Regions from separate parts of the Homo sapiens genome. Here region 1 is linked to region 2. Evidence: chromatin contacts called from ENCODE Hi-C or POLR2A ChIA-PET data. All regions are on one chromosome and are shown on one strand. Each heading gives the region's core, a stretch centred on a gene start or an enhancer-like site at or near the end of the contact. The rest is flanking DNA. Distances are from core to core; before and after follow the strand shown. Region 1 has its middle 77 kb from the start of NECTIN1-DT. Region 2 holds the start of NECTIN1-DT (NECTIN1 divergent transcript).

Region 1 (3,658 bases), core at 158-2,657, 77 kb before region 2:
GCCGAGAGGGTCTGCACCTATTGCCACTCCCTGCCACAGGCTGGTGGCCCAGGACCCTCATCAGGATGGGACAAGGGAAGGAGGGTGGAAGGCACCACAGGGGATATGGATGTCAAGGCAAGAGACTGGAACACTGCCCAGAGGATGACCAGGGCCGTTGCACCTGCCATTTGGAGAGGAGTCTGCTGTGCCTGATATCTTCTCAGCCCTTGAGGAGCCTAACAAGAATGCTGGGGCTCACCCCCTTCCACAGGTGGGGAAACTGGTGCCCAGTTAACCTCATCCTTGCCTGTGGACACCGGTGTGTGTCAGTGATGGAGTTCAGGTCTCCTGACTCACAGACTCCCGCAACCTCGGGCTCCAGCTCCCCACTCTAGGATGGAAAAAAGACAAGGCTTCCTGAGGCCAAGCTGCTCTTCCCTTCCAGACCAGCACCCCCAGCCAGGAGCCAACAGCAGCACGTGCTTCCCACCAAGCCCCTTGGCCTCCAAAACCCAGTTTCCTCTGTCACACCAGGTGGCAGGTGAAGGCCAAAGGCTGACTTTAATCCCCCAAAGCCAAATGCCACATGGTTCCTCCCCCAGCCCAGGTGCCCAGCCCCACCAATGCCCCAGACAGTACTGGGGACAAGTTTGTCCCAAAGACAGGCTGACCTCACTCCTGATGGGAAGTTAATCAGGGTCCGATTTGCTTGGGACGAAGGGACCCTAGAAGACAAAACACCCCAGATAGCTCCTGGGCATGGCTAATGGGCTACAGAGCAGTCAGCCAAGTTCAGCCGCATGGTGGGTGGCGCCCCCCTCCCCAGGAGGAGAGCTGGCCATGTAGTTACTAGAAGCTGTTGCTTTTGTGGTGCTCCTGCTGCATGTCATGCGCTGTGCAAGGAGCTGACATGCATCATCTCATGGAAGCAGCACATCAGGTCTATGACAGATCACATGAATGAACAGTCCCCACTTATTAAGGCCTTTTTCTTTATATTGCATCCTCTTAAAAACCTCAAGAGACCATCATGACAGAGAGCATGAGCCTCCTTTTGCTAGAGAGGAGGGTAAGGCCCAGAGAAGTTAGGCAACTTCAGGCTCCCCCAGCTGCTCAGTGTGGGGCTTTGGAAGTCTCCAGCCCCGTAAGAGCCCGAGGCCTGAGCCATTTCCACCGTGGCTCCCACAGAGGGTACCAGAGGCAGGCAGAAGGGCACTTCCATGTCCAGGACAAGTCCACACACTGGGCACTGGTCAGGAAAGCTTCAGGTGCCCACTCCCACTGTCACAGAGAGCAGCCCATGCAGACAGCCAGGCTGACAAGGACACTTTGCCCTGGGAGGAGAAAAGAGCCCCGCCCTGGCCTGCCCAGGACACTGCACTCATGAGCCCACACTGGGAGCACATTTGGCTCTGCAGGAGGCACTCACTGAGCGCCTAGTCCTGCCAGATTCTGTGCTAGTTTAAAGGCACATGGCTAGTAATCAGCAGAGCCTGGCAAAGATGCCCCAGCTCTGCCTCCAGGTCTGGTACTGTTTACAGCCCACTATGTGTTCCCTGTTATACACACTCCCAGAAAGGCATCCATGTGCACACACACTTACACACACACACACATCTACACACACTCCTGCTCCTGTCTGTGCACTGCCACTTTCACATAAGCATGAGTGTGCACACACACACACAGCCTTCCCTAACCAGCCACCCCTAAACTAGGTCAGGCCCTCTAGCCAAAATGAGGAGGAACGGAACAGATGGAGGGATGCAGCGTCTCAGCAACAAAGTTCCAGAAGAAGAGGGCTTAGAGAAGAGACAGGAGAGGGAACTGGGGAGGGTGTCATCTGCCTAGGAAGAGTGGGCACACCTGGGGAGACAGCGGATGCTTTCTGCAGGGAAGCCTGGGTGTGAGTCCGACATTGGAACAGGCTGGACTCAGGCAGCCCTGTGGCACCTTTAGAGATGGCTCAGAGAGGTGGGACCCGGTGGCGATTGGAGGGTTGGCCCCAGGGAATGTTTACAGACCTGCTCTGAGCCTCCTTTCCTCCATCTGTGAAATGGGGGGATGCTGAGAGTCAATCACCTGCCTCTGCTCCCACCCCACCAATCACAGCCAACACAGCTGGGCACGAAATCTGCTGAGCGTTGTTCTCTGCACTTCGCATGAATGACATCATTGATCCTCAAGCCCACCCTAGAAGGTGGATGCGGTGCTATAATCAGGCCCATTTCCAAGTAGAGAATTAAGGCATAGCACTTGCTGAAGATCAGAGTGAGCCAGGCTGAGAAGCCAGGCAGTGGGCCCCGAGGCCTGGGCCCCTCTCACTATCCTACCCACCACCCTACCCCTCTCCTCACGGCACCGAGGCTCAGTGACGGCAGCAGGCATTGGGGTTCACAGTGTAGGGGGAAGAAACCCCAAAAGTCCTCTTGTCCAGAAGTATCTCCCCAGCTGGCTTCCCCCAGGCCTTTAAAACAAATGTAGGCACTATCTCCAGAAGGTCACTGTTAAAAGACAATCGATACCTAAGAAGGCCTTCGCCTGCGAGCTCTTCAGCAGAGATTAGTCATTAGCGTTGGTTAGTTAGAAGGTTGACTTTGATTTTAGACAGAGGCATAGACAGAAATGTGGCCTGGAAGAAGAGCTCAGAACCATTCAAAGCAGAGGAGGACAGGCTGCCAGGGACAGTTGATGGGGGAAGGGCCGAGTCAGGTAAGGTTGGGAGCTCCAGAGACGGCACTGGGTGTCAATCGGGGGGATGTGGTAGGGTACAACACAGCCATTTTCCCACTGTTTTTCTGCAACACAATTCTGTTTTTCCTACATTTTCCCTGGAAGTGAAATACTGATTGAAGAGGAGAGAGCAGCTCTGGCTGATGGAGATGCGGTGGAGGGAACAAAGCCCTAATCACTCAAGCCCCGATTACCCTCCCACGTACGGCATCCCTAGAGCCTTGGGGCCCCCAGAAACCCAGTTTGCAAACCACAAGTCTACTATAAAGAGTAATGGCCCTGGAGTCAGGGTCCTGGGATCCACTTGCTGTGTGACATTGAGCTGGTCCCTTCCCCTCTCTGGGCTTAAGCAATCTTACCTGTAAGTTCTCTAAGGGGCCTCTCCTGGCTATGACAGTCTAGGTAAGTGGGGAGAGAAGTAAAGGAGGTTGGCCAGGAGTGGCCTTTACTGCCGAGTGAGGAGCTGTTTTGAGCCGGGCAGCCCATGAGAGCCGCTGACACACCTCCCTGTCTAGCCTGGCTCTGTGGCCACACTTCCCTTACCCCTGAGTCCTGACCTCAGCACCACACAGGCCTCCATGGACACCTGGAATTGGTGTGCAAGAACCGGATGACAGATGGCAAAAGAAGATGAAGTCTGGTTCCTGGAGTCCCGATTCAAGGGTACTCCTGATCTCCTGACCTCTCCCAAAGTCTCCCCATATCCTTCCAGTCTCTTACTCCTATATTTCCACGTGAAGAGGCCATGGGGTTTGGTGGGTTGCTATCAAGAGGTTGGAGTCAGCAGCCAGAGCTAGAGCCCAGTCCCCACTGCCTGGCTGTGTCTTTGCAGGCCATTAGGAAACATCACATTTTCTGCCCTTAGAAACCCTGTGGGGCCAGGAGAGCAGAGAGGGTTCCTTCCCATGTATATCTAGGATGTGAGGCTCAGTGAGATAAAGTG
Region 2 (4,078 bases), core at 1,572-4,071:
CTCTCCAGAGTTCCATGTGCTGGACTGTTACATTTTACTCCCCATCTCAGTGCAGACTGGCTATACTGTCAGAAAGTATTGTAAAGACCAGGTAGAAATCATGAGTGCATGGACTAGATTAATAACAGGAGAAATGGAGCAATGTCACTAGACTTTATATATATATATATAAAGAATATATATATATAAAGGATATATATATATAAAGGATATATATATATATCTCAGGGGCATATCAGGGGCATATCAATGTCACTAGACTATATATATATATATAAAGGATATATATATATATATATATCTCAGGGGCAGAATCAACAAAATTGGAACATGGTGGTTCAGGAAGAGGTAAGAAGCAAGAGTGACTCCTGGGCTCACAGCTTAAGAGCAGGAACCAAAGCCTGCTTTCCTGCTGCTTGATCCTGTGTTTCTTCCCTGTCACTAAAGGAAACCTTCTGGTCCTTTTGCCTTCTGTTTGCGCCTACCTGTCCCTTTCTCTTATACATCTCTAAAACGCAAAACAAACTGGAATGCCTACTGTCCTAACACAGGTGGCACCTCTCCCACCTCCACGCACCTCCATGTTCTTGTACAAGCTGTTCCTTCCACTTAGGAGTCTCTCTCCTGCCTCTTTTGGTCCAAATCTGATCTGTCCTTCAGGGTCTCAGTTAAATGTCCCCTCCCCCAGCAACCTTCCCTGCTTGTTTAAAGATGATGAGTGAACAACCATACTATATCACTTACTTGCTTCCATCTTCTCCACCCAACCAATCCCCAGGCAGCCACATCTTCCCTGCTGGCCGCACCCTCTTTGGAAGCTCATTTAAGATCAGAGGATCAAAGAAGCCTGACCTAAAGATGGAGAGAGTGCAGCCGGGTACAGTGGCTCATGCCTGTAATCCCAGCACTTTGGGACACCAAGGAGGGCAGGTCACCTGAGGTCAGGAGTTCCAGACCAGCCTGGCCAACATGGAGAAACCCCGTCTCTACTAAAAATACAAAAATTAGCCGGGCGTGGTGGCACACACCTGTAATTCCAGCTACTCGGGAGGCTGAGACAGGAGAAACACTTGAACCTGGGAGACAGAGGTTGCAGTGAGGTGAGATGGCGCCACTGCACTCCAGCCTGGGCAACAGAGCAAGACTCTGTCTCAATGAAATAAAATAAAATAAAATTAAATTAAATTAAAATAAAATAAAATAAAATAAAATAAATAAAATAAAATAAAATAAAATAAAATAAAGATGGAGAGGATGGGAGGGTAAGAGCAGGGAACAAGAAGACATTGGTACATCTGGGATTGCCCCTTCAAACCATGCCTTCAGCTCCTGCAGTGTGCCTGGCACAGAGCTAAAGGCCATCACAATGAATTCAATTCAACCCTGGCCCTTAAAGCACTCAGCAGCCAGATGGGAGATTCCCAGCTGCCACAAACTAAATCTGATAGCGTGTTCCCCAGTTTAAAACCCTCCTAGCAGCTACCGGGCATGATTCACGAATCTGCAGACCTCTCCTTTCCTCAAGTCTTAGGCTCAGGCTAAACCAGTCAACCCTTTGTGGGCCCCCTACTCACCTGACTATTGCTTACCTTCATTCCTTTGCTCGTGCTGACCCTCTACCTTAAATCCAGTCTCTTTTATGTCTCTGCCCTCCAGCACTTACCTTGGTCTGATAGATGACTCACCGAGACCCTGTGTTCGCTTCCCTGAAGCCTTTACACCAACCCCACCCCGGGCTAAACTGGGCACTTTTTCTGTGACCCACCAAACCCACACAATCCCATATTAAATATTTGTTTACGACATCCGTTTCTATGTCTGTCTTCCCCCACCCTTCAACTAGATTGAGTTCCTTCAGGACAATGATGATGTCTCTGTATCCCCAAGCCAGGCACTGTGTTTTGACACAAAGAAAGCCCAGGTTACATTTGTTAAATGTAAAAGACCATACAGTGAGTGGGTGAGTGTTCATGACAATGCCAGATCTGACTACTTCCGCGAGAAACCGAGACACTCCAGGGCCGGATTCCAGACAGTGGGAATATGGCGCTGTCTTTGCCCCTTCTCCAGTGAGGAACCAGAATTTACGTGTTATCAGAAACAGCCACTTCCCCTCTGCTCCTGCCCGCCTAGAGGGCTGGGCAAAGGGTAGAGGGAGCAGTGTCCGGCCAGGGTCTGGGGAGAATTCGGCTCTCCTTAGTGGGAAACTCTGTCTGTCTTCCTCCCCCAGGGGGAGGGGATGGGGATAGGAGGACCAGAGTAAGGGGAAGAGGGAAGGCCCGGAGGGCGCAGTCGCCTTGGCAGAAATCCTACCACACCCGGATGTAGTGGGTGGTGAACGGGATGGGGCGGAGAGTCCCTGCCCTGCCAGGGACACTGACTGGACGATCCACTTTCGCGGGAATCCCACAAATCTCTCAAAACTAAGGTCCTGGAAACTGGAGGAGAGCTCGTTTTCAGGCTATGTTTGGGCAAGGGCGGGGCGCGGGGTGCTTCAATTTTTGGAAAAGGAACCCCCGAAGGGAGCAGGGATTAGAAAAGAAACTCTACCAGAAACCTCAGTGGGCCCGTCTCACCCACTCATGCCCACCACTGACTTCTCTGGCAGCTCCCCGTCGCCCCGCGCACCGCTGCCTCTCCGTGGAACGTCCAAGTGGTGCAGAGGAGAGGGATCTCCGGAGACTGGGTTCTGTTGCGAGCTATGCCACGTTCCGTCCCGGGCGGAACTCTTCTTTGGGCCTTTGTTTCCTCGTCTGTGAAATGGGGCCAGGGTGGGAGCAGAGGGCTTGCAGAAGCCCTGCCAGCTCCCACGCTGCTAGCCGGGATTCTCCATCCCGCCCTCTCCTCCACCGCCGCCCCCGGCCCGGTCCTAACTCCACCCCCACCCGCCGCGCCTCGGCGCCGCCGGCCGCTAGGGGTCACTGCCTGCCTTTGTCAGCGGAGGAGGAGGGCAGCCCGCGCTCCAGCCGGCTCCCCAGCTGGAAGGCGGCCGAGGGGTAGCTCCCGAGCGAGGGTCCTGAGCCGGACCCCGCAGCCCGCGCTCGCGATCCGCCTCTGCTTCGGTCGGGAAGGCGCGTGCGCTCGGGCTCCGACCGGGCCCCGGCGGGCGCGCATCGAGGCCAGGAGGGGGTTAACGCTAACCCCTCCCCTCTGGCTGACATCACGGGCGAGCGGGTGAGAGGCTGGAGCTCGGCGAGTGAGAGAAAGAGAGCGAGAGCAGCGAGCGCGGCTCCACATTGTTGCGGATCGCCGGCACCCGGCAGAGCGGCGGCGGCTGGGACGCGCGGCGCCTCCGACCCGTTCTCCTCGCGCCCGGCCGCGCAGCCAGAGCCACCCGGGCCGCCGACCGCCGAGCCCCGCGCCCGCCGCCTGGGCCCCGAGCCTTCTGCGCCGCCCGGGTGCGTCCCGCCACCCTCGGAGGACGGCCGGCCATGGACGCCTGCAAGTTGGAGCCGAGCGGGAGGGTGTGAGCGGGCCGGGGCCAGGAGCCCGCGCCGCGCAACCGGGCAGCCGGGCGCGCCGGGGGTGGGTCCCTCTCCCCAGCCCCGCTCTGCGTGGAAGAAGAGGGCGGGGACCGGCGCCGGGAGGAGAGCGGAGGAGGCGAAGGGGCATGACTCGTGCAACTTGCGGCGGGCATCTGCCGAGCCTCTGAGCCGGCGGCGGCCCGGGGCCCGGACTGCGGCCGCGCGGATCCCACCCAGCCCACCCCGCCCCGGCCGACGGCTGCAGCTGACCTGGATCCTTCGAGCGCCCGCCGACCGCCAGCGATCTTCCCTCATCTTCCGGGCTGGTTTCTGCTGCGCGAGGAGCGCTGCCCTCGCCGCCCCTCTCGCCGGACCCCCGGCCCCCGATGGCTCGGATGGGGCTTGCGGGCGCCGCTGGACGCTGGTGGGGACTCGCTCTCGGCTTGACCGCATTCTTCCTCCCAGGTAAGAGCGCTCACCTCTGCTGTCCCCACCCCCATCCAATGCCTCCCCGGGGCTGGGAGCCGGATGGCGGGCACGACTGGATTGTGGGGAGTGAAAGGAGCCAGAAAAGTTGGGTCACGGCTTGGGTAAAGGGGGTGGGAGGTGGCACG

Evidence for each region. Hi-C counts contacts between places; a loop is a spot of excess contacts on that map. ChIA-PET counts read pairs that join two places held with the same protein, here RNA polymerase II (POLR2A). Pooled maps may share reads with other maps.
Region 1: a pooled map of heart left ventricle shows a loop between it and region 2 (3-fold over the local background). The contact joins the enhancer-like site here to the promoter of NECTIN1-DT in region 2. A Hi-C loop is called at or near these places in 3 of 50 pooled maps. POLR2A ChIA-PET finds 5 or more read pairs at or near these places in 2 of 52 experiments (AG04449 and H1).

The regions. Positions count from the first base shown.
Region 1 is chr11:119,804,457-119,808,114 of GRCh38, reverse strand. No RefSeq gene overlaps it. Among named protein-coding and RNA genes, the nearest start is that of NECTIN1-DT, 77 kb to the right of the region's middle. Within about 2 kb of position 1,407, at least 4 of the 41 ENCODE cell types and tissues checked have a DNase peak (open chromatin) inside an H3K27ac peak, as active enhancers do.
Region 2 is chr11:119,728,326-119,732,403 of GRCh38, reverse strand. NECTIN1-DT (NECTIN1 divergent transcript) reads right to left here and starts at 2,821. Exons shown (of 4, transcript NR_120587.1): 1 at 2,598-2,821. NECTIN1 (nectin cell adhesion molecule 1) reads left to right here and starts at 3,204. Exons shown (of 6, transcript NM_002855.5): 1 at 3,204-3,929. The coding sequence starts at 3,851. RefSeq lists enhancers at 2,158-3,018, 3,019-3,880 and silencers at 2,819-3,228, 3,289-3,608.